Linked DNA regions of Homo sapiens: regions 2, 3 and 4 are each linked to region 1. The links are chromatin contacts, found by Hi-C or POLR2A ChIA-PET in ENCODE. All regions are on one chromosome and are shown on one strand. The core of a region is the stretch at or near the end of the contact, and the rest is flanking DNA. Distances in the headings are between cores, read along the strand shown.

Evidence for each region. A loop is a pair of places that touch in the nucleus more often than their neighbours do. ChIA-PET counts read pairs that join two places held with the same protein, here RNA polymerase II (POLR2A). Pooled maps may share reads with other maps.
Region 2: a pooled map shows a loop between it and region 1 (2.5-fold over the local background). The contact joins the promoter of RAB37 here to the promoter of CDR2L in region 1. A Hi-C loop is called at or near these places in 7 of 50 pooled maps. POLR2A ChIA-PET finds 5 or more read pairs at or near these places in 4 of 52 experiments (PC-9, WTC11 and activated T-cell).
Region 3: a loop to region 1 is called in a pooled map, with 2.2 times the contacts of the local background. The contact joins the enhancer-like site here to the promoter of CDR2L in region 1. A Hi-C loop is called at or near these places in 1 of 50 pooled maps. POLR2A ChIA-PET finds 5 or more read pairs at or near these places in 5 of 52 experiments (HEK293, WTC11, activated CD4-positive, alpha-beta T cell and 2 more).
Region 4: a pooled map shows a loop between it and region 1 (2.1-fold over the local background). The contact joins the enhancer-like site here to the promoter of CDR2L in region 1. A Hi-C loop is called at or near these places in 1 of 50 pooled maps. POLR2A ChIA-PET finds 5 or more read pairs at or near these places in 5 of 52 experiments (A549, Caco-2, OCI-LY7 and 2 more).

Annotation. Positions count from the first base shown.
Region 1 is chr17:74,985,128-74,991,240 of GRCh38, reverse strand. It overlaps CDR2L (cerebellar degeneration related protein 2 like), which reads right to left and starts at 3,609. Exons shown (of 5, transcript NM_014603.3): 1 at 3,119-3,609. The coding sequence starts at 3,197. RefSeq lists silencers at 3,514-3,603, 3,624-3,703 and an enhancer at 3,270-3,771.
Region 2 is chr17:74,733,495-74,739,607 of GRCh38, reverse strand. It overlaps RAB37 (RAB37, member RAS oncogene family), which reads right to left and starts at 2,352. Exons shown (of 9, transcript NM_001006638.3): 1 at 2,243-2,352. The coding sequence starts at 2,335. It overlaps LOC124904057 (a long non-coding RNA gene), which reads left to right and starts at 2,269. Exons shown (of 3, transcript XR_007065905.1): 1 at 2,269-2,350. RefSeq lists enhancers at 550-1,272, 1,637-1,726, 1,997-2,720, 3,107-3,166 and silencers at 2,197-2,396, 2,597-2,646, 2,697-2,866.
Region 3 is chr17:75,234,631-75,240,743 of GRCh38, reverse strand. GGA3 (golgi associated, gamma adaptin ear containing, ARF binding protein 3) reads left to right here. Exons shown (of 17, transcript NM_138619.4): 12 at 332-402; 13 at 636-955; 14 at 1,173-1,369; 15 at 1,661-1,830; 16 at 1,982-2,092; 17 at 2,355-4,145. The coding sequence ends at 2,465. NUP85 (nucleoporin 85) reads right to left here. Exons shown (of 19, transcript NM_024844.5): 17 at 5,956-6,107; 18 at 5,543-5,644; 19 at 4,986-5,166. The coding sequence ends at 5,065. Among named protein-coding and RNA genes, the nearest start is that of GGA3, 24 kb to the left of the region's middle. RefSeq lists silencers at 1-96, 5,930-6,093. Within about 2 kb of position 1,908, at least 7 of the 41 ENCODE cell types and tissues checked have a DNase peak (open chromatin) inside an H3K27ac peak, as active enhancers do.
Region 4 is chr17:74,831,946-74,838,058 of GRCh38, reverse strand. SLC38A12 (solute carrier family 38 member 12) reads right to left here. Exons shown (of 10, transcript NM_017728.4): 10 at 1-2,132. The coding sequence ends at 1,372. Among named protein-coding and RNA genes, the nearest start is that of GRIN2C, 25 kb to the left of the region's middle. RefSeq lists an enhancer at 5,878-6,113. Within about 2 kb of position 3,782, at least 3 of the 41 ENCODE cell types and tissues checked have a DNase peak (open chromatin) inside an H3K27ac peak, as active enhancers do; they include OCI-LY7, where a contact is called at or near this core.

The DNA.
Region 1 (6,113 bases), core at 2,360-4,859:
AGTAGAGACGGGGTTTCTCCATGTTGGTCAGGCTAGTCTCGAACTCCCGACCTCAGGTGATCCGCCCGCCTTGGCCTCCCAAAGTGCTGGGATTACAGGTGTGAGCTGCTGTGCCCAGCTGGCTTTTTCTATTTTTATAAATGCTCGTGGCAGTGGGCAGAGGGAACACAGCGAGAATCTAGGACCTCACTTGTCCCACGGCTGCTTTCCACCAGGACAGAGCATCAAAGCCAAACAGGATCTCTACAGTCAAGCTTCTGGAAAGTGGAATCAGGGCCTGCCCTTTGGGCAGGAGGAAACAGACAGGAGGGAAGACCAGGTGGCTGGCTGAGAAAACCATTTCTGGGCCACTCACAGGCAACCAGGGAGCAGCTGGGTGGAAGAGAATTTGTGGGTTGGGAGATGCAACAGGCCTTTGACACCCAATATGGCTGGCCTTTGGCCCGTGCTCCGTCCCACCATCCAGCTCTCCATGCCTGGCCCCTGGGGCACAGGGCGGGCAGGGCCCACGGGAATGCCCCACAGAACCCGTGTCTGATGCTTCCTTCAGCCCCTCCCTCCCTATTTTCCAGCCTTCTCATGTCGCTCCATGACTTGGTACAAGCATCGCTTCCCCCTGGAATGCCTTCTTCCCTCCCTCTCCTGGGGAGCCTCCAGCTCAAAAGGGCCTTGGCATAAACCTTTCTAAGTCTCTGCTGTCCCCGTTGCTGGGCCTACAGCTGCAGAACCCCTCACTCTGACGCCATTGTGAGTTTGGTCCTATTTCTGTCTTCTCTAATGTAACGTGGAGTCCTCTGAGGGCAGAGATTATGTCCTCAGGCTCAGCACAGTACCTGGCCCACAGTAAGCAGACATCCAGCTTTTGGCAGGAAGCTCCAGTTTATTCTGTCTCATTTCTGCTTTCCCTCCTGGTTCCTGGCCTTTGGCTACCATTGGAGCTGCCAGGCCAGGCCAACAGCTGCAGACCAGCAGGGCCAGAGAAGCAGAGGCCTGCCGGGCCCATCCCTCCCGGCAGCCCAGAGCACGGCCACCCAGCGCAGCTGGAGTCTCAGATCCTTCTCTCTCTCAAGAAGCTGCACATCTCTGCGCATCTCCCACCTCTATGCCCTGGCTCCTTTCCCATTTCTGGGCCAGGAACAGTGCCAAAGCCTTCATTAGGGGTGCAGGAATTAAGTGAGACAGCAACAATATTGGCATCGGCCTCCCTGAAAACCATCTTCTCAAGAACTCAGTTTCTGATCTTTCTTTCTAAGCCTGGCTCTTCCAGGAAGCCCTCCCCACTGCCCATAATACTGTGCCACCAGCCGGGCGTGGTGGCTCACGCCTGTAATCCCAGCACTTCGGGAGGCCAAGGCGGGTGGATCATCTGAGGTCAGGAGTTTGAGAGCAGCCTGGCCAACATGGTGAAACCCTGTCTCTACTAAAAATACAAAAATTAGCCAGGTGTGGTCCCAGCTACTCAGGAGGCTGAGGCAGGAGAATCACTTGAACCCGGGAGATGGAGGTTGCAGTGAGCTGAGATCGCACCATTACACTCCAACCTGGGTGACAGAGGGAGACTCTGTCTGAAAATAAATAAATAAATAAATAAAAAGAAAAAAGAAAAAAATACTGTGCCACCTACACTTAGTTACAAGCCTGCCTCCTTCACCTGCCAGGGTATACCTTCAGGGTCAGGGCTGTGACTATTCCTAGCTCCCAGGATGGTGTCTGGTACTTAAGGGGAGCCTAATAGGTGTTCATGGAAAAATTTACTGCCCAGGATGGGAGAGGGGGTTGTCACAATGTGTGGATGTGTGTGTGTGTGTGTGTGTGTGTGTGTGTGTGTGTTTGAGAGGAGCTGTATCTCATTTCAGCCAAGGAGGCTGAGGCCAGAGTCCAGGGCACAGACCATGGCAGGGCCTAGTCCAGCATCCCCAGTCCCACCCTGGTCCCCCTGAGGCTATGATTAACCCTTGTCCTCAGCACAAGGACAGAGCCTCATCTGCCAGCCAGTCTTGGCCATGTGGGGAAGTAGGTCAGGGGCTTCAGAATCCGGATAGCTGCTGCACATCAGGGCAAAGCCAGCCCTCTGGAGCCTTGTGGATGGAGACCAGGGTGTGGGCACACCACAGCAGGCCACAATGGCACAAACTGCAGCAGACTTATGTCCACACCCCCCAGCTTGCTGGAGGCCATGGGAAGGTCACTTCTCCCTGGACATGTTTCCTCGCCCCTTCCAGCTCTCACCATCCAAGAAGGAGGCATCTTAGGGGAGGAGAGGATAGAACTGACTCCACTCCAGCAGGCCTCCTCTTCCTTTCTGTCCCAACAGCCCCACCCCCCACTCCCAGTGATGTCATTTCGGCCACCTCATCACCAGCTTCTAACCCCCTTCCAGTCGCCCTTTCTGTCCTCAGATGGCAACTGGGGGCAGCGGAGATGTATCCCTCTTTATTCGGTCTCTCGCCTGGCACACTGGCCGGGATTCCCGAACCTGACCCCCTCCAAACCATGAGCCATTTGCAAGGGGACCGGGCAGGGGAGGGCTAAGCGACTCCTGACTCTCGAAGGCAGATGGGAGACTTGACTTTCTGCTTCTTCACCAGCAAAGACGCGGTACCACTTCTCCCTGAGTAGGAAGCGAGTTAGGGAAACTTTCTAGGAGTCTTAGAGCTCATAATTCCTGTCAGGGACGGGTGCTGCTGGATTTGGCGTGAGATAACTTCCCTCTACACACAAGCCACCCTCCCAGCAAAACATGACGAAGGAGCCGCCTCCCGGCCTCAGAAGACTCCTAGCTAGCGCTCAGGCCCCGTAACAATACCAGGGGCGGCCGAGCAGTTGCTGCCTCCAGGACGGGGTGGGCGAGCTGGATGACGGATGCCCGGTCGTCTGGGAAAATAGGAAGACCGCCCCCCGCCCCCCACTTTTGCAGGTCTCCGCCCGTCCGGTCCGCGTCTTCTCCGGCAGCGCCCCCTCTCTCCACGTCCCGGTTCTCCAGACGCGTCCCTCCTCCGAGTCGGGCGCGCCCGGTCCAGCCCAGCCCCTCCCGGGGTGATAGCGCCCAACAATGGAGAAGCGGACAGGGGTCACCGGGCGCTCCCCGCCTTCCTGTCCCGGTCGCCCCCGCGCTCACCCTGCTCCAGGTCCTGCTGGTCGTACCAGGACTCCTCTTCCTCCGCGGAGAAGTCCTCCATCCCGGCGGCTCTCCGCATGGCCCCGCGGGCGGCGGGCGGGTGCTGCGGCGGCGCAGCTCAGGGCCGGTGCGCGCGGCCCGGGACAATGCGGCTGAGGCGGGCCGGGCCTCCAGCGTCGGGAACTCGGGCTACAGAGCCCGCGCCGCGCCCCCTCGCCATCAACCGCTCGCCGGGAGCCCACGCGGGGCCTGGCGCTTTGCCAGGGTCCGGCCCGGCCGGGGTCCCGCAGAGCCGGGGGCACCGGGCTGCGGCGACACAAAGGGTGGAGTGGCAGGGACGGCGGGTGGGACAGTGGCAAGGAGGATCCGGGCCCGCAGGCGGGTCTGGGGCGCTAGGAGCGCGCGGGTGCCGTGGCGGGCGCCCCCTGCCCGGCTCGGGTCCGCGCTGCTCCTGGCCCGCCCGGCGACAACCGGAGCCGCCGCTGCATCTTGGCGGAGCCCGCCTGCAGCTTGCGGAGCTCGGCTCCGCGGGGTGGGGCCTGCCGCCGCCGACCAATCAGGAGATGTATGCAAAGCTGGAGGCGGGGCCGAGGGCGGGACCCTCCTGGTGTCTTGGTCTGGGAATTGCTTGATCAACCCTTTCGTCCTACTTCCCCCTACGACCTATTCAGTTTATGTCTCATGTCTAAAATTATGCTATTTTAGAAGTTGTCGTCTCTCCTAGATCTCCTGGAAGCAAGAATATTGTTTCTCTTTCACAGCTGGCTACTCACTTCCTAGAACAGGCTGCTCACCAGTCGGGCGCGATGCCTGACTCCTGTAATTCCAGCACCTTGGGAGGCCAAGGCGGGCAGATCGCCTGAGGTCAGGGGTTTCGAGACCAGCCTGGCCAACATGGCGAAACCCCGTCTCCATTAAAAATACAAAAATTAGCTGGGCATGGTGGCGCATGCCTACTCGGGAGGCTGAGGCAGGAGAATCGCTTGAACCCTGGAGGCAGAGGTTGCAGTGAGCCAAGATAGCGCCACTGCACTCCAGCCTGGGCGACAGAGGGAGACTCTGCCTCAAAAAACAAACAAACAAAAAACAAACAACATGCTGGTCATTGATACCTTCCATCGACATTCTTTGAATGAATGAATACTAATTTACAGTTGCCTTTGGGAACTGCGTGTTTAAGTGCTTGTGGCTAGAAACCACAGGCTGAAAGTGGCAAAGTTTGAGGGTGTGTTACCTGCATTCAAGGTTCTGTTTTCCTTTCCTTGGGACCCATATCCTATATCCAATTATACCCATTAAAACTATACACACTTGCATCTGTCCAAGCATTCTTTCCTTAGAAGAGTGTTCGGACTCAAGCATTCACGTAACTCATTTTTATTGGGACCCTAATGTGCTGGTGCCGTTGAGAATCTCTGAATAATGTTGTGATATACCCAACGAATGACTTGTATCCAGAATACAGAAAGAACATCTGCATAGTCATAAGAAAAAGGCACGCAACCCAGTAGAAAAGTGGGTAAAAGATTTGACCAGGTAATTCACAAAAAAGGATACACAAATAACTGAATAAATATGCAACAAGGTACTGAACTTCTTTAGCCATCAGAAAAATGCAAATGAAAACCACAATGAGGTATCACTACCCAATCACCAGAGTGGCTTTAGGGAAAAAAAAAAAAAAAAAAAAGGCCAGGCGTGGTGGTTCATGCCTATAATCCCAGAACTCTGGGGAGGCCGAGGTTGGGAGGATCACTTGAGCCTGGAGTTCAAGAGCAGCCTGGGCAACATAGCAAGATCCTATTTCTATAAAAAAATTTAAAAATAAAAATTAGGTGGGCATAATGACACACGGCTGTAGTCCCAGATACTTTGGGAGGCTGAGGTGGGAGAATTGCTTGAGTCTAGGAGGTTGAGGCTGTAGGGAGCTGTGGTCATGCCACTGCACTCCAGCCTGGGTGACAGAGCAAGATCCTGTCTCAAAAAAAAAAAAAAAAAAAAAAAAAAAAAGACAAAAAATACCTAGTATTGGCAAGAATGTTGAGCAACTGGAACTCTCTCACCCTGCTGGAGGGAATACATAGGACGACAACCACTTTAGAAAACTGCCCGGGCGTGGTGGCTCATGCCTGTAATTCCCAACGCTTTGGAAGGCCAAGGAGGGTGGATCGCTTGAGGTCAGGAGTTCAAGACCAGCCTGGGAAACATGGTGAAACCCTGTCTCTACTAAAAATACAAAATTAGCTGGGCATGGTGGCACATGCCTGTAGTCCTAGCTACTTGGGAGGCTGAGGCAGGAGAATTGCTTGAACCTGGGAGGCGGAAGTTGCAGTGAGCTGAGATTGCGCCACTGCACCCAGCCTGGGCGATAGAGCAAGACTGCGTCTTGGAAAAAAAAAAAAAAAAGACTGCTTGATAACCATGAAAGCTGAATAACGTAAGCTGTTGTAGGTTGTGTTCCCAGGCAGCTGATCCTGAGATGGAGATTAGCATGCAGGAAGTTGATTAGGGATATCAATCATATTGGATTAGAGGGAGAAAAAAGAAAGAAAGTTGACTAGGGAGTGCTCTCATGATCAACACCTGCAGGAAAGGGAGGGAAGCAGGGTTGGTGGGGGAGAAGCTGGGTTGGTATGTAGCCTCTGCAAAAGCCTCCTCTGATCCCTGAAGAACTTTGAATCCAGGGTGACCCTTCAAAGCTATTCCAGGTATCATTGGGGGAGGGGGCCTTTATATCCCCCACCCTTACATATCAACCAGTCATTGAATGACACAGGTCGTTCCTAGGAGGCATGTGTGACCTTGGCCAAATAAGTTCTTTTCAGCTGAGACTAGTTTGCACAGAGCCCTGGCAGCTGGGACTGCCAGCCAGGGGTCCTCCCAGCAGCTAAGGGAATAGGTCCTTTCGTTCTGAAAGAGTTGGGGATACATCACAGCAGCCACTATACATGCATACCCTATAACCCAGAAATTCTATTCCTATATATGTGCAAGA
Region 2 (6,113 bases), core at 1,103-3,602, 250 kb after region 1:
CAGTGAGCCGAGATTGCATCACTGAACTCCAGCCTCGGTGACAGAGCGACACTCTGTCTCAAAAAAAAAAAAAAAAAAAAAAGGTTGCATGAATTAGGGAAGGTTGAAATTTATACTGAAGTGGGGAGATGTGTAGTTGGAAGTTCTTTCAGCAGAAACCTCCCACATGGGACATGTGGCTGCAGATCGGCATCCCGGGGTTGCTGTGGGTAGTGCGGGCAGGAGTACCAAGGAGGTAACCTGTGGAGGGGGCGTGGCCCTCTCCTTTACTGTCTGGCTCTGCTCTGCTCATCTTCCCCAGGGACACGCAGGAATGGTGGAGAGGAGCACTTTGTCCCACTGTTCTCCAATCTTGGATAACAGGGGTCTAGATCCAATGCTGGAATTTCCCAGCTGCTGGTTAGGTGGCTTAATGGGTTAAGCAGGGACTAGGTTTGAATTATTTTTGAGGCTCTGAAATTGACAGTGGAGCCCAAAGGCATTCCTGTTGTGGGCATGGGGTACTGGCATTAGTTAACTCTGGTGGAGAGGCAGGGGTGGCTGAGCAGAAGGGGTATGAAGGATGGGTCTTGATTTGTAAATGGCCTACTGTGTGACTTTAGGAAGATTCCTTAACCTTTCTGTGGCATGGTTTCCATAGTGGGTAGAAGGAGGAGGGATAATGTCTTTGAGGTATTTCTAGAGTCTGTTAATGGCTAGGGCCCATCATCGTGGTGAATCACCTAAGACCCAGGGAAGAGTGGCCCAGGGTGGGAACTGTCTGCCTGTGGGCCACATCACCCCTAGTCTGGTCCAAGGAGCTCCTGCCAGGCTTTCTCAGAGGGTCCTGGACTCACTCCCCTGGGGCAGGCCCGGGGAGGCTGGGGACCAACTCTCCGGCCAATGCCGCTTGGCCAGGGAACAGATGAAGGGGTGGGGGATAGGAGCTTTCTGGAGCCTGCACTCCTCCCTGGCTCCTGGGTCCCAGCCCTGGAGCAGGAAGGAGGGAGGGAGGGCCAGTCTTTGTGTACTTTACAGATCACAGCTGCCTTGAGCAAACGATGCCAGCTACCCACCCAGCTCGGTGATTCCACCAAACACAAACAGCTGCCTAGCCTGGCCACCTCCTAGGCAAACAACCCAGCTGGTTTGCAGGGCAACAAGGTCAGGCAGTCCCCCTCAGCCTGGGGCCTGGCCAACAGCAGCTCCTCCTCTCCGAGGGTGCAGGGGCCCATTTCCTGCCACAAGCCCACACAGGACGCCTATCTCAACGGCTCTGGGCGGATGACTTGCAGGGTGGCTTCCCCCGAAACACTGGGGTGGAGGCTGAGGCTCCCAGCAAGGGTGAGCCCTGGTGTCGGGGAGGAAACCGAGGCCCAGAGAGAGGCAGGTCTCCTTCAAGGCCATGCAGCGGAATCCAGGACAGCCCTCACTCCATCCCCAACCCTGCAGAGGAAGAGTGGAAGCTCTAGGCTCCCTCAGCAGTTCTTTCAGTTTCTGGTACCCGCTCACTCCAAGGACACAGATGGAAGGCGACAGACCAGTCCACTGCTGTCCCTACCTGTTTCCATACAGGACACCCCTGTAGAGGGAGCAAGCCCCAGAGAGCAGCCCTGGAGCTCTCTCAAGTGCGGGATGCGAAAGACCAACCACTGAAATCTTTCTCAGGTTCGAAAAATTCCCAAGTGACCTGCAGGCCGGCTGGCAACATCCTTCTGGGAGGAGCGGCTTCCGACTGCAGGGAGGAAGGTGGGAGGCAGTGCCTCCAGCGGGTGGAATGGGAGGGGAGCAGCTGGGGGACATCAGGCCTTAAACCTGGATGTCAGATCTCAACTAAGAGCTTAGCTCGGAAAATGGCATTAACGCCAGTTCCTCTGCCAGCAGGGGACGTCCTCTCCGAGTCTCCGTTCGGTCCCCATCTCCCAGCCCTTCCCAGCCTGAGCCCCGAGAGTTGCGCGCTTAACCCTCACCAAGAAGCATGGGCTCCCGGGGGCTCATATTTGCCAGAGTGTGGCAGAAGAGAACTGAGTTGGGGCCGGCGGGGGGATCACTCAGTTTTTGCGATCTTCCGCGACCCGCCCCCACCAAGCCAGCAGAGACACCTAGAGCTTGGGACGGCCCCAGAGGCTGTGTCCTGACCCTCTCTCCCTCCCTCCTCTGGGAGACGCAGCTGCCTGGGGGAAGGGCTGAGTCCAACCCAGACGCAGCCAGGAAGGGGCTAGCGCCGAGGAGGGCGGGGGTCTCACGGAAGAGGCCCACCCACCTTGCCCGTGAGGTCGTAGCTCGGACTGCAGGGCGGGGAGCGCTCGGGGGCCTCGCCATCCCGGGTGGCAACGGCGCCTGGCGTGCCCGTCATGTCCCTGGACGAGAGGTGAGCAGTGCCGGCCCGCAGGCGAAGGAGAGCGCAGGAACGGCCCCACCCCCGCCCCGCCCACTCCTCCCCTCCCTCGACCGGGACCCCTCAGGCTCCTCCCTCCGTCCCGTCGCCCCCTCGACGACACCGGCTCGGACCTTGCTGTTCCCTGAGGGCACGCAGAGCCGCAGGGTCTGCGTGAAGGGGCGGGCAGCCTCCCTGAGCAACACCGGCTCGGCTCCGTGCGCTTCGGACATGAGCCACATCCAGCCCCGGGACCGGTCCCCTGTGGTCGCTTGCTTGCCCCTGGGGGAGCGGGCCGCGGGGACCCCGTCTGCTGCGGAAGAGTTCCCGTAGTCGCTGCGCACCGCGACAGCAGGCGGCGCCCGAGCCCCGGGCCGTGGGCTGTCCCCAGGTGGCGAGGCGGGGAGCTGGGGACCCCTGGGCTGCGCCTCCGCCGATGGCCCCGAGACACTTCCTCATCTGTTAAGTCACCCGGCCCGAGCTCATCTGAATATAGTTTTGTTTACCAACCCGTACTCGCCTTGCAGCACATGTACGCTGCGGTGTTTTGGGGCCTCTGCCTGGTGCGGGGACTTTGACCCTTTAGTATGGATCACCTCTCATTTCCCCCGGCCTGTTGGTTGTGCCCAGAATGTCCCACCAGGGGAGAGCTTTCGCAAGAGGGCTGCGCAGCACACATCTCCCAGTGGACCGCTCCTGAAGGCGGGGCCGGCCTTATTAACCCATGACACTCACCCTGGCCCCGAGGAGGAGCCAAATAAATTCATGAAGTCGTAGATCATTTTGAGCAGAGCTGCCAGGATATCCCAGGCACCCGGCAGCTCCTGGTGACAGAGAGTGGGGAGTGCAGCTGGGGTTGCCGGTAGCAGAGCTCAGGGGCTCTGTGGCCTGGGCCGACCTTTCAATTACCCCCATCTCCACATTCTATAAGCAGCTTCAAGTTACCAAGGAACAGGGCGGGTGCATTACAGCGGGACGGTTTGAGGGATGTGTAGGGAGGGGAGAGCTGGAGAGGGGTACCTGCACTTTTTTTTTTTTTCAGACAGAGTCTCACTCTGTCGCCCAGCCTGGAGTGCAGTGGTGCGATCTCGCCTCACTGCAACCTTTGCTTCCCGGGTTCAAGCTATACTCCCGCCTCAGTCTCCCGGAGTAGCTGGGATTACAGGTGCGCGACATCAGGCCCGGCTATTTTTTCTTTTTGTATTTTTAGTAGAGACGGGGTTTTGCCATGTTGGCCAAGCTGGTCTCAAATTCCTGACCTCAGGCGGTCCGCCCACCTCAGCCTCCCAAAGTGCTGGGATTACAGGCGTGAGCCACTGCGCCCGGCCTGCAATTCTTAACTTAGGTGTGGAGGTGAGGAGCAGGGGTAGACGTGGCTTATGGGCCACCATAGGCCTGTGGGGACTGACTTTGTACGCCAGCCTCCAGCCCTGTATTTTCTGACATCAGCTGGAGGTATTTTCTGTCAGCTGGGAGAAGCGCCCAGAGTGGGGACAGAGGTGATCTCCAGTAGAGTAAAGAGCTTGGGTTACCTCTTCTGGAGGTGAGCGTGCTATAACCTCAGCTGGGCATAGGGCGGGACTCAAACAGGGAGCCTCAGACTGGAGTGTGGAGGCTGCGCAGCACACTACAGAGGCGTGGTGTTGGTTGCTATTTGGATGCCAGAGGCTCTTGCTGCAAATAATGCCGAGGTTTGCTCAATGCCGTGGGCTCCCGGAGACGGAGTCTCACTCTGTCGCCCAGGCTGGAGTGCAGTGGCGGGATCTTGGCGCATTGCAGCCTCTGCCTCCCAGGTTCAAGCAATTCTCCTGCCTCAGCCTCTGGAGCAGCTGGGACTACAGGTGCACGCCACCACGCCTGGCTAATTTTTGTATTCTTAGTAGAGAACTTCACCATGTTGGACAGGCTGGTTTGGAACTGCTGACCTCAGGCGATACGCCTGCCTTGGCCTTCCAAATTGCTGGGATTACAAGCGTGAGCCACCGCACCTGGCCTGGTATGCGGTCTTTTCTCTCCCCTTCCCTCCCCTCCCCTCTCCTCCCTTCCTCCCTCCCTTCCTTCCTTCCTCCCTCCCTCCCTTCCTTCCTTCTTTCCTTCTTTCCTTTCTCTCTCTCTCTCTTCTTTCTTTCTTTGCCTGCCTGCCTTCCTTCCTTCCCCTCTCTTTTCCTTCCTTCTTTTCCCTTTCTTTCTCTTTCTTTCTTTCTTTCTTTCTTTCTTTCTTTCTTTCTTTCTTCCTTCCTTCCTTTCTTTTTCTTTCTTCCTTTCTTTTTCTTTCTTTCTTTTTCTTTCTTTCTTCTTTCTCTCTTTCTTTCTTTCTCTTTCTTTCTCTCCTTCCTTCCTTCCTTCCTCTCTCTCTTTCCCTTTCTTTCTCTCTGTCTCTCTTTCTTTCTTTCTTTTTGTTTCTTTCTTGAGGTGGAGCTCTGTCATCCAGGCTGGAGTAAGTGGCACGATCTTGGCTCACTGCAACCTCCGCCTCCCGGGCTGTTCAAGCCATTCTCCTCCTGCCTCAGCCTCCCAAGTAGCTGGGATAACAGGTGCCCATCATCATGCCTGGCTAATTTTTGTATTTTTGTAGAGACAGGGTTTCACCATGTTGGCCAGGCTGGTCTTGAACTCCTGACCTTAGGTGATCCGCCTGCCTTAGCCTCCCAAAGTATTGGGATTACAGGTGTGAACCACTGTGCCCAGCCAGGATGCGGGTTTTCATTGCAGGAGGGAAATGGTGGAGGAAGAATGAGAGAGGGGACAGGGCATGCCTCATGCTCACCTTCTACTGTAAACCATGCTGTTATGGGTTGAATTCTGTCCCCCAAAGACAGGTTGAGGTCTGAACCACCAGTACCTCAGATCATGCCCTTACTTGGAAATGTGGTCATTGCAGATATCACTCATTAAGATGAGGTTATACTAATATAGGGCAGGCCATTAATCCAGTATGACCGGTGTCATAAGAAGAAAGAGACACAGGGAAAAGACATCCAGGTGAAGACAGAGGCAAGATGGGAGGAGTGTGGCTGCAAGCCAAGGAATGCCAAGGACTCCTGGGAGCCACCAAGGCCATGGAAGAGGAAGGAATGACCCTTCTCTGGAGCCTTCAGAGGGAGCGTGGCCCTGCTGGTACTTTGAGTTCAGATTTCTAGCCTCCAGCTGTGGTTCACGTTGTTGGCTCCAAGGCCCTCTTTGTCCTATGGTGGGTTTGGAATACAGAAGGTTGAACATTAGCACGAATCATCCAGAAGGAGCAGTGGCCTGAAGCACTTCCCTGCTGCGTTGCTGCACTAGTCTGGATGGAGGAATCTGACCTAGGGAAGAAGTCTTTGAACATGGGGAGAGGGGCTGCAGGCCTGCTGGGTCTGTGGTATGTGGGTAATGTCATACTTGGAGGGTGCGTACACTGTCCCCAGGGCCACTGTAATGTCCTGTAGGGTGTTCAAGGGCAGCCTCGGGTGAGTCAGAAGTGGGTTAGGGTCTAAGACATTCAGAACAGGGAACAGGGGCTGTGCAGAATAGGGACTCACTAAGGGATCCGTGTGGTCTCTGGGGAGGAAACCTGGGCCTCCTAACGTTCACTCTGAGGCTGTGTATGCGCTGTGGTAGCCTGTGTCTCTCCCCAGACACACACCACAGACACTCACACGTGTGCACCCACCCACAACACACCACAGACACACACACCTCACCACACACACACACCTCAGACCATACACACCTCACCCCTCAAATCACACCACACACCTCACCACACACACCTCAAATC
Region 3 (6,113 bases), core at 659-3,158, 250 kb before region 1:
GGAGCCCTGAGCGGGGCCCCAGTGTGACTGTTGGGGTGGGCAAAGAACCCTGAGTTGGAGGTACTCAGTGAAGTTCAGCGACCCTGAGGGCCCCAGGGCCATCCTCCCGGTGGACTCTGCCTCCTGCCCTGCACCCCGCCCCACAGGCCCCCCGCTTCTGCATCATGGACTGGAGCGCTCCATTCCCCTCTGGAGGCTGCCTGCAGAACAGCTTCTCCCGGCGCCTTCACCCATTGATGTCACTTGTCACCTGACCCCTCCTCAGGCAAGGCGGGGCTAGGGCTGCCTAGCTCAGAGCCTCTTCTCATCCTGTTTTCTTCTCTATTGTCAGGCCTCGCCGACCCAGCCCCTAATGTTCCTCCCAAAGAGTCAGCTGGGAACAGCCAGTGGCACCTGCTCCAGGTAGGGGCACAGGATCGGTGACAGCACTACTGTGCCAAGGACCTCCACTTTCCAGCGTCATGTCTCCTGGGCTGCAGTTAGCTGTCCTTCCCTCCAGAGCGTGCCAGCTGCAGCGGGGAACAATGAGTGCCTCCGGGGCTGTCTTCCGTGCAGTCCTTGGAGGGCTGCGCCCCGTTCCAGCGGCAGGCCCTCCCCACCCGCCCTCGGCTCACCACCCTTTCTGTTGTTCATAGAGGGAACAGTCCGACCTGGACTTCTTCAGCCCCAGGCCGGGGACCGCTGCCTGTGGCGCCTCCGATGCTCCTCTGCTCCAGCCCTCAGCCCCCTCCTCAAGCAGCTCCCAAGCTCCACTGCCGCCTCCCTTCCCAGCTCCTGTGGTCCCAGCCAGTGTTCCTGCCCCCAGTGCGGGCTCCTCCTTGTTTTCTACTGGAGTGGCCCCAGCCTTGGCCCCAAAAGTTGAGCCCGCAGTCCCTGGGCACCATGGCTTGGCGTTGGGCAACAGCGCGCTGCACCACCTGGATGCCCTCGATCAGCTTCTAGAAGAGGCCAAAGTGTAATGAGTGGGAGGAGATGTGGGGTTGCTGAGGGTTGGGCCTGAATGTGTCAGAACCAGAGCTAACTTTGAAGGGGTGGGGGTGCCTTGTAGTCCCATCAGTCAGGCTGGAAGGCAAGGGGTGGGCCTGGGTAAGAGCATGGTCAGGGGCCTTGGGTGAGAGTCCTGCAGCTCTGGCTGGCTCTCTGACGTGCTTTCCATCCTTCCCACCTCCCAGGACCTCGGGCTTGGTGAAACCCACTACCTCCCCTCTCATCCCCACCACCACCCCAGCCAGGCCCCTCCTGCCCTTCTCCACGGGGCCCGGCAGCCCGCTCTTCCAGCCACTGAGTTTCCAGTCCCAGGGCAGCCCCCCGAAGGGGCCTGAGCTCTCCCTGGCCAGCATCCACGTGCCCCTGGAATCGATCAAGCCTAGTAGGTGTTGGAGGATTGAGGTGGGTGGGGCGGTGGGGCCTATAGCCACGGAGCTGTAGGACATGCGACAGGGATGGATCCAGGCACTCTTTGCAGGGGGTCCCTTAAAGCCAGGCAGGCCTCCCTGCCTGCATTCTCAGTCTTAAGCTCCTCACTGAGCGCCTCTCCCAGATTCCGTTAGGAAGCACTGGACTCATCATGACCACGGAGTAGCCCTTTTCTCCTCACCGCCGGGGCTCTGTTGGGTGTCTCTGGTGCTGCTCCTCCCACACTCACGTCACGTTCTTACAGGCAGTGCCCTTCCTGTGACAGCCTACGATAAAAACGGCTTCCGCATCCTCTTCCACTTTGCCAAGGAGTGTCCCCCAGGACGACCTGACGTGCTGGTGGTGGTGGTGTCCATGCTGAACACGGCTCCCTTACCTGTCAAGAGCATCGTGCTGCAGGCTGCAGTGCCCAAGGTACCAGTGTCTCCCTGGGGCCAAAACGGCCTTATCTTGACCCTGTTGTGTAGAGGCCTTTGCAGCCAGCAGGTGGCAGTGTGTGTGTGCACTGCAGGTTCCATCTGGGGGCACCTACCAGTTCTCTTCAAAGGAGTTTCTCTCTCTTTAGTCAATGAAAGTGAAGTTGCAGCCACCTTCTGGGACAGAACTCTCTCCATTTAGCCCCATCCAGCCACCTGCAGCCATCACCCAGGTCATGTTGCTGGCCAATCCACTGAAGGTGAGCAGCAAAGAACCCAGGGGTCCCAGCCTGAGGCCCCAGCTGCCCCAGATTAGGACGTCAGGCCCACCACCTCCCAGCTGGAAGTGTTTTGACTGTAGGATTGACACATCCCTTTGCTGCCTTAGGTTAAGTGTCTGAGCATGGTTGGGGGTTGCGGGGAAAAGGGACCATTCCTCTAGCACAGAGAGGGTAGCAGAATAGAGGGCGTCCTGCCAAGGGGCCGCCTGGGCTGGATCTCACTTGCTGCCCTCTGTCACAGGAGAAGGTGCGGCTTCGGTATAAGCTGACCTTCGCCCTGGGGGAGCAGCTGAGCACAGAGGTGGGCGAGGTGGACCAGTTCCCTCCTGTGGAACAGTGGGGGAACCTATGACCCCAGAGGACGCTGTGATCTCCACCTTGAAGCCAGGCAGGCTGCCCTGAGACGAGGAGGGCTCTGGTCCCGTCACTCTCCATGCCCTGACAACAGTGCTTGTAGCTTTGATGTGGAACAGGGGCCCTGGGCATTTCTGCTGAGAACCAAACTGCTGCTGTGATAACCTCTCCTTTGGCCCCTAAAAGGACCTGTTTTTATCTACCTGTGTGACTTGAAGTGGCCATATGCTGTCAGGGGTGCGGAGTGGCCCCTGACTTCACTGCTGTCCCGGGAACATGGACCCCCAGGCTTGGCGTAGGTGTTTGCTTCCTTCTACTGGCATTCACTGAAGCCACTGGGGTGGGGGGTGGGGGGTGGGAGTCTCTAAAGAGAGACTGTCATGGGTCATTCCCCACAAGAGCCACATCCTCACACCTGACAGATGCACGGCCCAAGGGGCTGCAGCCCTGTTGCAATTCCATGCTTCCCCCGCCAACCAGCTCCTGCTGCCATCCCCAGGGAGGTGGCCCAGGAAGGTGCCTGGCCCAGAATAAGGAACTGGCATACTGCAAAGTCCCCAGCCCTGCCTCTGGTGGACAGCATCGTCCTGGAATGGCCACGGAGTGATGAGTTGTGTGCTTGTCCCTGGCAGTGGCAGGCTGTGTCCTATGGACATCTTGGCAGGACATGGAATTTGGCCTCATGACAGGCCCAACTAGGGATAGGAAGGAAAATGAAGAGAGCCAGTATTTCCCCTTCTCCAGAAGCAGGTACTCAGCTTTCTGGGAAAAGCGTGCCTCCAGCCGTGGGGACAGGCCATCCTACTGACTACCTCTTGCTTGGCATGAAATAAACTGCTATCCTCCCCTTGGAATCTACCGCCACTCTACATCCTACTGCTTTGGCCTCCCTCTCCTCTCACCAGATGGCATGTGGTGTGGCACCTGTGGCTGGACACAGGAGGCCTCAGGATCACAAATGTTACACTAGACATATGTCCTAATGTGCTGCCCAGAAACCTCAACTGTTCCCCAGCTACTGAGGGGCACTGTCAGCGAGATGTTGGGTCTGGAGGTGATGAGATCGGGCCACACTTGAGCTGAGTCACCAGACCCTATTGCTTCAACAGTGCTTGGCCCCCGCCAGCTTGTCCCAGCCACTCTAGCTGCTGGATGTGATCCTGGGACATGTACTCCAAGCCTCCGTCACAAAAAAAAAATCACCAGCTGCCATAGACACGGGGGAAGCTTGCGGAGCCCAGGTGAACAAGCTCAGCAATCGGACATCTCTGGGGAAAGGAAGGTGGCACAGACCATGTTCCCTGGTTCCTCCCTGCCCCTTGCCAGGCTTCCTTATTCCTTACTATGGGAAGAGGTCATATCCCTTCCCTGCCCCTCGCTGTCTTTAGCAAGCAGGTTTCACTGCTTCATTAGAAGAGGACAAGTCAAAAGTGAATCATTTTTCACTACTTAAGGAATAAATCCAAGAGCTTTCCAGAGACTGGCTGCTGCAGCCCTGGGAATGTCTGTGGAATTACTATGTGGAAATGGAACTTTGTGTTATGCTCTAGACATTACAGTTATTTGAGTGTTACTCGTTACTGTTGAGGTCAGTGCTTCGTGGCAAATGGCTGTACTGGATATCCCAGCTCTGCTGCCCTTGTTTTGCTGCATGTTAAATAAAACCATTTTCACTGTACTTGGAATCTTCCTAGTATAGACGCCATTCACCCTGATGGAGGAAAAGGTACCACCTATGAATTCTAGATATACATGAGGACAGCCTATGATAGAACTGCCCAAGGTTTTTGTTAAAAGTGCGGGTTCCTGTACGCTTATATTTTAAGGGAACTAAATAACCAAAATGTTAAGTGTTCCAGAAGAGGTGAGGCAAGATTTCAGAAGCACAAGTATACCACCAAGCGTTCTTGTTCAGACTTCCAAGACACTGCAGTCACCACAACTTTGGGGTTTTTTTTTTTTTTTTTTTTAAACAGAGATGGAGTCTCCCTATGTTGCCCAGGTTGGTCTCAAACTCCTGGGGTTGAGGGATCCTCCCAAAGTGCTGGGATTACAGGACGTGAGCCACTGCACCCGACCTGGGGGGTGATTTCTTATCTAAGGAGGCACAGGAAGACAGTTGCGTATCAGAACATAAAACAAGGCCGGGTGTGGTGGTTCACGCCTGTAATCCCAGCACTGTGAGAGGCCAAGGCGGGCAGATCACAAGGTCAGGAGTTTGAGATCAGTCTGGCCAACACAGTGAAACCCCATCTCTACTAAAAATACAAAAAAATTAGCTGGGTATGGTGTGCACTTATAATCCCAGCTACTTGGGAGGCTGAGGCAGGAGAATCACGTGAACCCTGGAGGCGGAGGTTGCAGTGAGCTGAGATCGTGCCATTGCACTCCAGGCCAGGCAACAGTGCAAGACTCCGTCTCAAAAAAAAAAGAACATAAAACAAGCATTTTTTAATCTCTTACCACCTCAGGTTCAGACTAGACAGATAAAAAATTCCCTGGGTGGACTCTAAGAACCTACATTTGCAAAACAACATTTATTCTTTTAAAAAAATCTATATACATTGCCATACAAAGATACCACATTGAAGCAGTTCTCAGGAACCTTCCAGTGAGCCTTCTCTTATAATTGCCCGAGCAAGATTTCGTGCCAGAGAAAGTCTCAGCATTTCCACCTTGGTGGTCTCTATGTCATCATCCTGCAAAGCAGAGAGCGCCAGCATGAGCTAAGAGCAGGAAGGAGCCCTTTCACACTCCCGAAGGGTCTAGCTAATCCAAAGGTAGAGGGCACTTAACATTCATAGTAGCTTCCAGCAAATTATCGATGTAAAAGAAAGCAATACCAAAGGGCCATACTGGAAATGATGAACAGCAAAGAACAAAATGTAGAGATGAGAACACTAGAATCCCTGATTTTCTCCTAAAAGAAGGTGGTGTGTGAATTACACAGGTTAAGGGGAACAGAGGCACATGTGTCCATAGGAGCCAGTGTTTCTGGAGGGAAGGGGAAGCCTGAGATAGAGGGAGCCTTTTCCCACCTCCATGTGGAACCATCAACCCAAAAGTGAAAATGACCTGGAGCTGCTCGGTATCAGATTCTCCATGCACAGGTCTTCTTGACGTCAAGTCCTCCAGACACCGCATCAACTCATAAGTCTGTTCTGCTGAGAAAATCACCTAGGGAAGAGAGCCTGCCTTGCTTGGCTGCCCCCAGCCCTGGCCTGCATTGGTTGGGGCAGGGGCCCATGTTCGGACGTTCTTCCTTTCATACCCTTCGCAATAGTGTGCTTTGTATACGAATACCTCATTTCAAATCAAGCAGTGTTTGTTTCCTGTGTGAGTCTGGAATCCCAGAGAGGGCGCTAAGGGGAATACACGCGCACAGGCAGAACGACAAAGGAGGAAACACGCACATCGGCAACAGCTATACAACTAAGCTCTAGCAGGGACTGACAAGCAAAGAAAACCACTGCTGCTGCAACCTTCACCTGTTTCTGTTCCAAAAGGGGCAAGGCGTCTGTCAGCAGAGTCATCCAGAAAGACCGAGGGGCAATCCGAGACGTCATCAAGGACAGAAGGAGAGAAGCTGCGTCGGCAAAACGCTTCTCCCCGTACATACGGTGGAACTCGCGATACTTTCCTATGG
Region 4 (6,113 bases), core at 2,533-5,032, 150 kb after region 1:
GCCCCGGGAGACCCTACATCGTCGCTCTGTCAGAGGTCTGAAGACGCTGAGATACAGGGGAGGGGCTGAGCAAGGCACTGAACTCAAAAGAGGGAGGGGTGGGGCCTGAGACCCACCCCAGAGAGGTAGCTCCAGGCCAGGGGCTCTGGGCTCCAGGACAGGTGGGGCCAGGCCCAGGGCTGGGGGCAAGCCAGTGAGGGTCAGGGGGACCCCCAGGTCCTGAAGCAGTAGAAGGCACGTTGAAAATGCAGAGTTCATTCGAGTCACCTGTGTTTCCCAGGAGGCCAGCCCAGCAAGTGCGTGCATGGCTGAGTGGGAGGTGGCTGGGGACCTGGCCTCCTTCCATGGGAATGGAAGTGGGGGCCCCATCCAACCCCACATTGCCCAAGGGATATAGCGTGAACACTGAGCACCCACGCTCAGCCCCTAAGGGAGCCGCTTTTAGTGTTGGAGTGGGAGCACGGGCAGCCTGACCATTGTCAGGGTGGGAACCTCAGAGCCCTCCCACTGCCATGTCACTGCCAAGCCGCTGAGGTGCCAGGTGGGGATGGCTTCCCTCTAGTAGGACCACCTGCACTGTAGGAGGCCCTGAGGGCTCCAGTGGGGCAGCGAGGGCAGCAGACGGTCCCTTTCAGAGACAAGCTCCAGACTTTAGGCCCAGCTGGCAGGCGGCTGTGTCCCTGTAGAAGGGATGCTCCATCCAGCCTGCTACTCCGGAGCTCGCGCCCACAGCGAGGGCCCTCGCAGCTCTATCTGGGGACTCTGGTACCAGTTAGCACTTCTTGTTCTTGTCATGGGGCCAGCCAGGCCCTCTCTGAGGTGGCACCTACCGCCTCCCAGGCCTGGTGGGAGGGTGGGCCCTGCCGTCACAGGCAGACCTGGCTAGGATACTTCCAGCCTGGGATTCGCCTCTGAAGAGGCAGCAGCTGCTAGTGGAGGTTTCTTAGACAAGGACGCAGGATGGGGCAGGAGAGGGGAGGGGCATGGGTCTGGGACAAATGATGGCAGTGCCAGCACTGCATCTCCCATTGTGCAGGGAGTAGCCCGCCCTGGAAGTAGGGTTGGGGGTGAAGCGTGTTGGAAGATGTGGGAGAGGTGTGATTCCAGTAATGAGTCTTAGAACTTGGGAGCAGCCACGCGTCACCCAGGCAGAAGGACCTGGTGGGAGAGCTGCCCGGGGGAGTGAGGACAGGTGCAGACTGGGTGGAAGGTGGGTGGGGAGAACAACCCCAGCTGGACAGGGGGTTTCCCCTAGAGCCACAGTCCCACCTGCCCCATGAAGACCTGGGAGCAACTAAATCTGGGCTCTGCGGGCGAGGGGTGGGGCTGGGGCCCCTATGCCTCCTGTCACTAGACCTGCCTGTCCTGCCATCAGAGCTTGGTCTCGCTGAGGATGATATTGGCCGTGACGAAAATGAAGCAGGAGAAAGCCCAGAGCAGCACGAAGCCCACCCAGAAGGTGTGGCGGAAAGGGGACCTGTGCTTGTTGCTGACCCCACAGCCAAAGGCCAGCTGGGTGTCCCTGCGGCAGTGGTACACCAGGAAGGCGGGGATGACGTACTGGATGCCGGTGCCCGCGTAGGCCCCTGTGATGCCCACCAGGGACTCCAGGTCGTGGGTGCAGAAGGCCACCAGCACAGGCGGCACCAGGGTGATGGTGGGAAACACGACGCGGTCCACCACCCACGGGTACGTGCCGCCCTCGCGGTGGAAGAGTGTCTTCCAGTTGTTGCGCAGGGTCACGGCAATGATGGGGAAGTTGGTGCTGATGGTGAAGACGGGGAAGAGGCCCAGGAAAAAGCGCACAGCGGCCAGGCCCACGACGTCACAGCGCGCGAAGTTGAGGGTGTACATGTCCATGAGGCTGTCGCCGCGGAAGCAGAAGATGGCGGTGAAGGAGAGGAGGCCGTAGAAGGCCAGGATCAGCACGTAGTCCAGGAACACCAGCCTTGTGAGGTGGCGCTTGGAGGAGACGGGGGTAATGAGGGATGGCAGAGAGTGCTGGCACATGAAGGAGTAGACGCACACCCCAAACAGGTTCCGGACCCCCGAGAAGTCAGCCAGGGGCGGGTGCCCCTCCCCTTGTCCGTGCCCGATGCGGATCAGGGCCAGCACAATCATGACGGCGAAAGCTGGGAAACGAGAGAGAGGAGTCACCTGGTGGGGACAGGCACGGCCCTACCTTGAGTTTCTGGTCTGGGGGGCGCCTTTGCGGGGACTAGAGCCCTGTGAGAAAGAGTCATTAAATGCATGTTCATGCAGCCCTGTTCTTGGGTGGCTCAACAGTGGCTGCTCATCAGAGGAAGGTCCCGCATCCCTCTCTGTCCTGTTCTCCCCTCTCCCTGCTGAGCAGGGGGCCTGGGTATGTGGGGACAGGGCTGCAGTGGGGCCAGTGGCAGGGTGGTCCGGCTTTGCAGAGGTAGCAACTCTGTCTTCTTAGAGGAGGGCCAGTCCTGGGCAGGCACTGCCTGGCTCCCTCATCAGACCCCCAGGGCTCTCAGGGGCTCTGCCAGCTTCCTCGCAGGGAGCAGGCTGGGTCAGGACACAGGGTCACCCTCTCTCCCTTGGTTTAAGGAATGTGAGGCTGGAGTGCTGGGGGGTAGACGAAGAAGGGCATGGAGTGTTTGGGAGGAGGTGTCCTCCTGGGCCGAGGGCATCTGCTAGACACAGCTGAGGCCGACAGGCAGGAGTGCTGGGAGCCCTGGGCAGACAGGTGAGTGCCTAGGGGCCAAGGGCAGGCAGGAAGTTGCCAGTGGTCACGCCAGGGCAGAAATAGCATCAAGGACCAAGGCTGCGGACTGCCGAGTCCTGAGCTGCTGACACCGAGGCTGGAGGCAGGTGGCATGTGGCTCTGTTTTCCTGGGCCTGGCAGCACAGCTAGGGGACAGGGGACCCTCTGTGGAAGTGGAAGGGGGCCTGTGGCCCCATCTGTTCAGAGCAAACAGCTTGCGTTGCTGATGGAGACCAGGCTGGCTTCAGTTCGCAGCCCTTTACGGTGACCCTCCTCCTGGGCTGCCACTGGAGACAGGCTCACAGCACGCCCTCCAGGCTGAGTTCCCCAGAGGCAGCCTGCGCACCGCAGGGACAAGGGGCTGTGTTCCCAGTGCTCTGAGGAGATGGCACTCTTAGATCTTTCTGTGTCTCCCGCTTCTGCTCTCCGGGCTACCCAGAACCGTGGTTAGCTACTCACACACGGAGACCACCAGTGTCCGTGTCTGTTCTGAAGCTGACCAAGCCCTGCTCTCTCTGTTCAGAACATATCTGACAGCCTCTCTAGCCTGTGCCCTCACCCCTCAGGTGAAGCCCACGGGGACACGTGACATTTCCTGGTGAGCAGCACAGGCAAGTGTGAAGGGGCAGTGGCCAAAGAGGCCAGCTCACAGCTCGGTGGCTCCTGTCTGGGGCCCCCCGCAGAGCCCCAGGGCTCTTTTGCAGGTGGGAGGCTGGGTATCCTATGGTCCCCTTTGGGCCAGGCCCACTCCCTGACTCCTGGAAGGAAGAGGTGGTTCTGATGGGACCCACAGGAAACCAGGCAATGTCTTCCCACAATGACACTGGGAGTGAGATGGAATCTTCATCTATTACTTTTAATCAGAACTGCCTGACACTGTCGGGGACAGGAGGGGAGGAGGGGAGCGTGGAAACCGGCCTGAGAAAATTGCCGGTAAAGAAGATGATTTGTTTCTGCCTCTCACCGCCCGCTCCAGTCCCCGCCACTCCTGACTCTGAGGGCCTGGGGACTCCTCCTCCCCCGACATCACAAATCGTCCCAACCCTGGTCAGTCAAGCGGAAGCGGCGACCTAGTTCCTCCTTCCAGTCTCAGCCCAGGGAGCTGCCTCCAGCTTCACCCACTGGGGGTGGATGGCACAGGACACCTGTGGGACAGCCCAGGACCCTGAGCAATCTGCTTGCCCCAGAGATTTCTGCGGGTGGGTAGAGGGGGGTGTGCACAGCTGTGCCTATGTGAGAGATCCACCCCACAGGAGTTGTGTCAGGGCAGGATGTGCAGGAGGGGTACCGGGGAGAGAGCAGACAGGCTGGAGGCGGAGTCCCTGTGAGCCAGAAAGGGCTACAGAGCAGAGCTGAGCAGGATGGGGTGGGGGTACAGAGGCCAGACTGGGCCCGGGGCACCTGGTGATTTGTTATTCAGGAGGCTGCAGCAGACTGTTCTGCCACCATAAGTGGGGCACAAGGGTCAGGGCAATGGGGGCAGCTGCTGTAGGGCAAGATTCAAATCCTGCACTGCCACTGCCATCTCGAGGTACCACCTTGAGACCTGGCACTTGGCCCTGCCCAAGGCTGGCATGAACTTAGAAAAAGGCAAGTGGAGAATTCCTCTAGCTGTCTGTCACTCGGCCCTGGGCCCTGGGTCTGGTGAGCAAGCAGGCAAGAAGGCAGGAAGAGGTCAGCTGTCTGGACGTGAGCATCCCTGCCACTGCTCTCTCCTGCCCTGGACACAGCTCGTGCTTCTCTGCTCCTCTAACTCCCCAGCCTCACATCTCCAAAGAAAGGCAGCTAGCTCTCCTTACAGCCCTGACTGTGGGATTTCCTCATGGTAAATAAACCAATTTATAAAGTAGGTTTCCAAAGAAATGAGACGGCTGTACACACACACATACACCCCTGAAACATACACCTTCTAACTGGCGTCCTCCAGAGCAGCTGTCTTGGGAAGAGGCACCTTTGACACCAACAATGATGTAGAACAACTTCTAGAACCTTCAGCTAGAACAAAGCCATGGCGGCTGGGCACAGTGGCTCACGCCTGTAATCCCAGCACCTTGGGAGGCCGAGGCAGGCAGATCACCTGAGGTCAGGAGTTTGAGACCAGCCTGGCAACATGGTGAAACCCTGTCTCTCCTAAAAATTAGCTGGGCTTGGTGACGCGCACCTGCAATCCCAGCTACTCGGGAGGCTGAGGCAGGAGAATCACTTGAACCTGGGAGGCAGAGGTTGCAGTGAGCTGAGATTGTGCCACTGCACTTCAGCCTGGGCAACAGGGCAAGACTCCACCATCAAAACAAACAAACAAACAAACAAGCCACGGATATGGGTGATTAAAAAAGGATTTCATGATCTTCTAGCCATAATTAGTTTCACCTCGTAATGCCACTACCTAGATTACCTAGATTAGTCACCCATTTCATTCTTTTGATTGTCTTAAACAAGTCTATTTGCAAAAACCAAGTCTACCTTCGTGGGCTGGATGTTTGCTGCCGCCTACGAGTCAGAAGCAGATGCTAGAAGCTCTTGGGAGGTGATTCCAGAGTGTTAGAAAGTGGGATAAACACCTGACGGGGCAGGCGCAGCTGCAGGGCCATGTGGGCTTTCGTGAACTCCCCTTGGTCACACCCTGCACTGCTGTCAAAAGCTCACCCAGCTGTGTGGCAGCTCGGCTGCATGGAGATGCCACCAGCTCTGGGGCTGAGCAGACCGAGTGTGCACCCAGCAGAGGTGGGTCATTCACCCATGAATCCTGACCTGCACTCAGGGCGCTCACACACCAGGAGGGGGAGAGGCCGCCATGGTGAGGAGCATATCCGGGAAGGACAGGTGGTTCTAGAAGAGCCACGCCCCCAAAACAGGGGTGAGGACCAGCTTCCCAGTGGAAATGGCCCCAGTTGAGGCAGAAGGTGAACCCAGCTACCTGGGGAGGGGGCAGGGCCCTCCAGTTCGGCACCACCATGAGGATATGAAGGCGGGTGCTGGGATCTGTCCCCTGGGAGTGGAGAGTGAAGGGAACTGTTCCAGCCTGGTCTCCAAACCAGCAAATTCAAAAGAAACTAGCACCATCTAGAAGCTCGTTTCCCTGGGAGATGGAGGAAAGGGAGGGAAGGGAGAAAAGGAAGGAAAGGAGGAAGGAAGGGAGGAAGGGAGGGACAGAGGGGAGGTCAGGGCCCTGACCTTGCAGAGTCCTGGGACCATGGCCCGAGGCTTAACCCCCACTGCCCACCTGGCGAGGCTCCTGTGGCCCCACCCCCTTGTCTGGCCCCTCCCTGCCTCCCCTGGCTGCGGGAGGAGCAAAGTTCAACAGCCATCTCCTAGATTGATCGCCACATCCCTGGGAGACAGCTGCTCCAAAAACTCATTAGGTCTGATCATAAATCAAGAT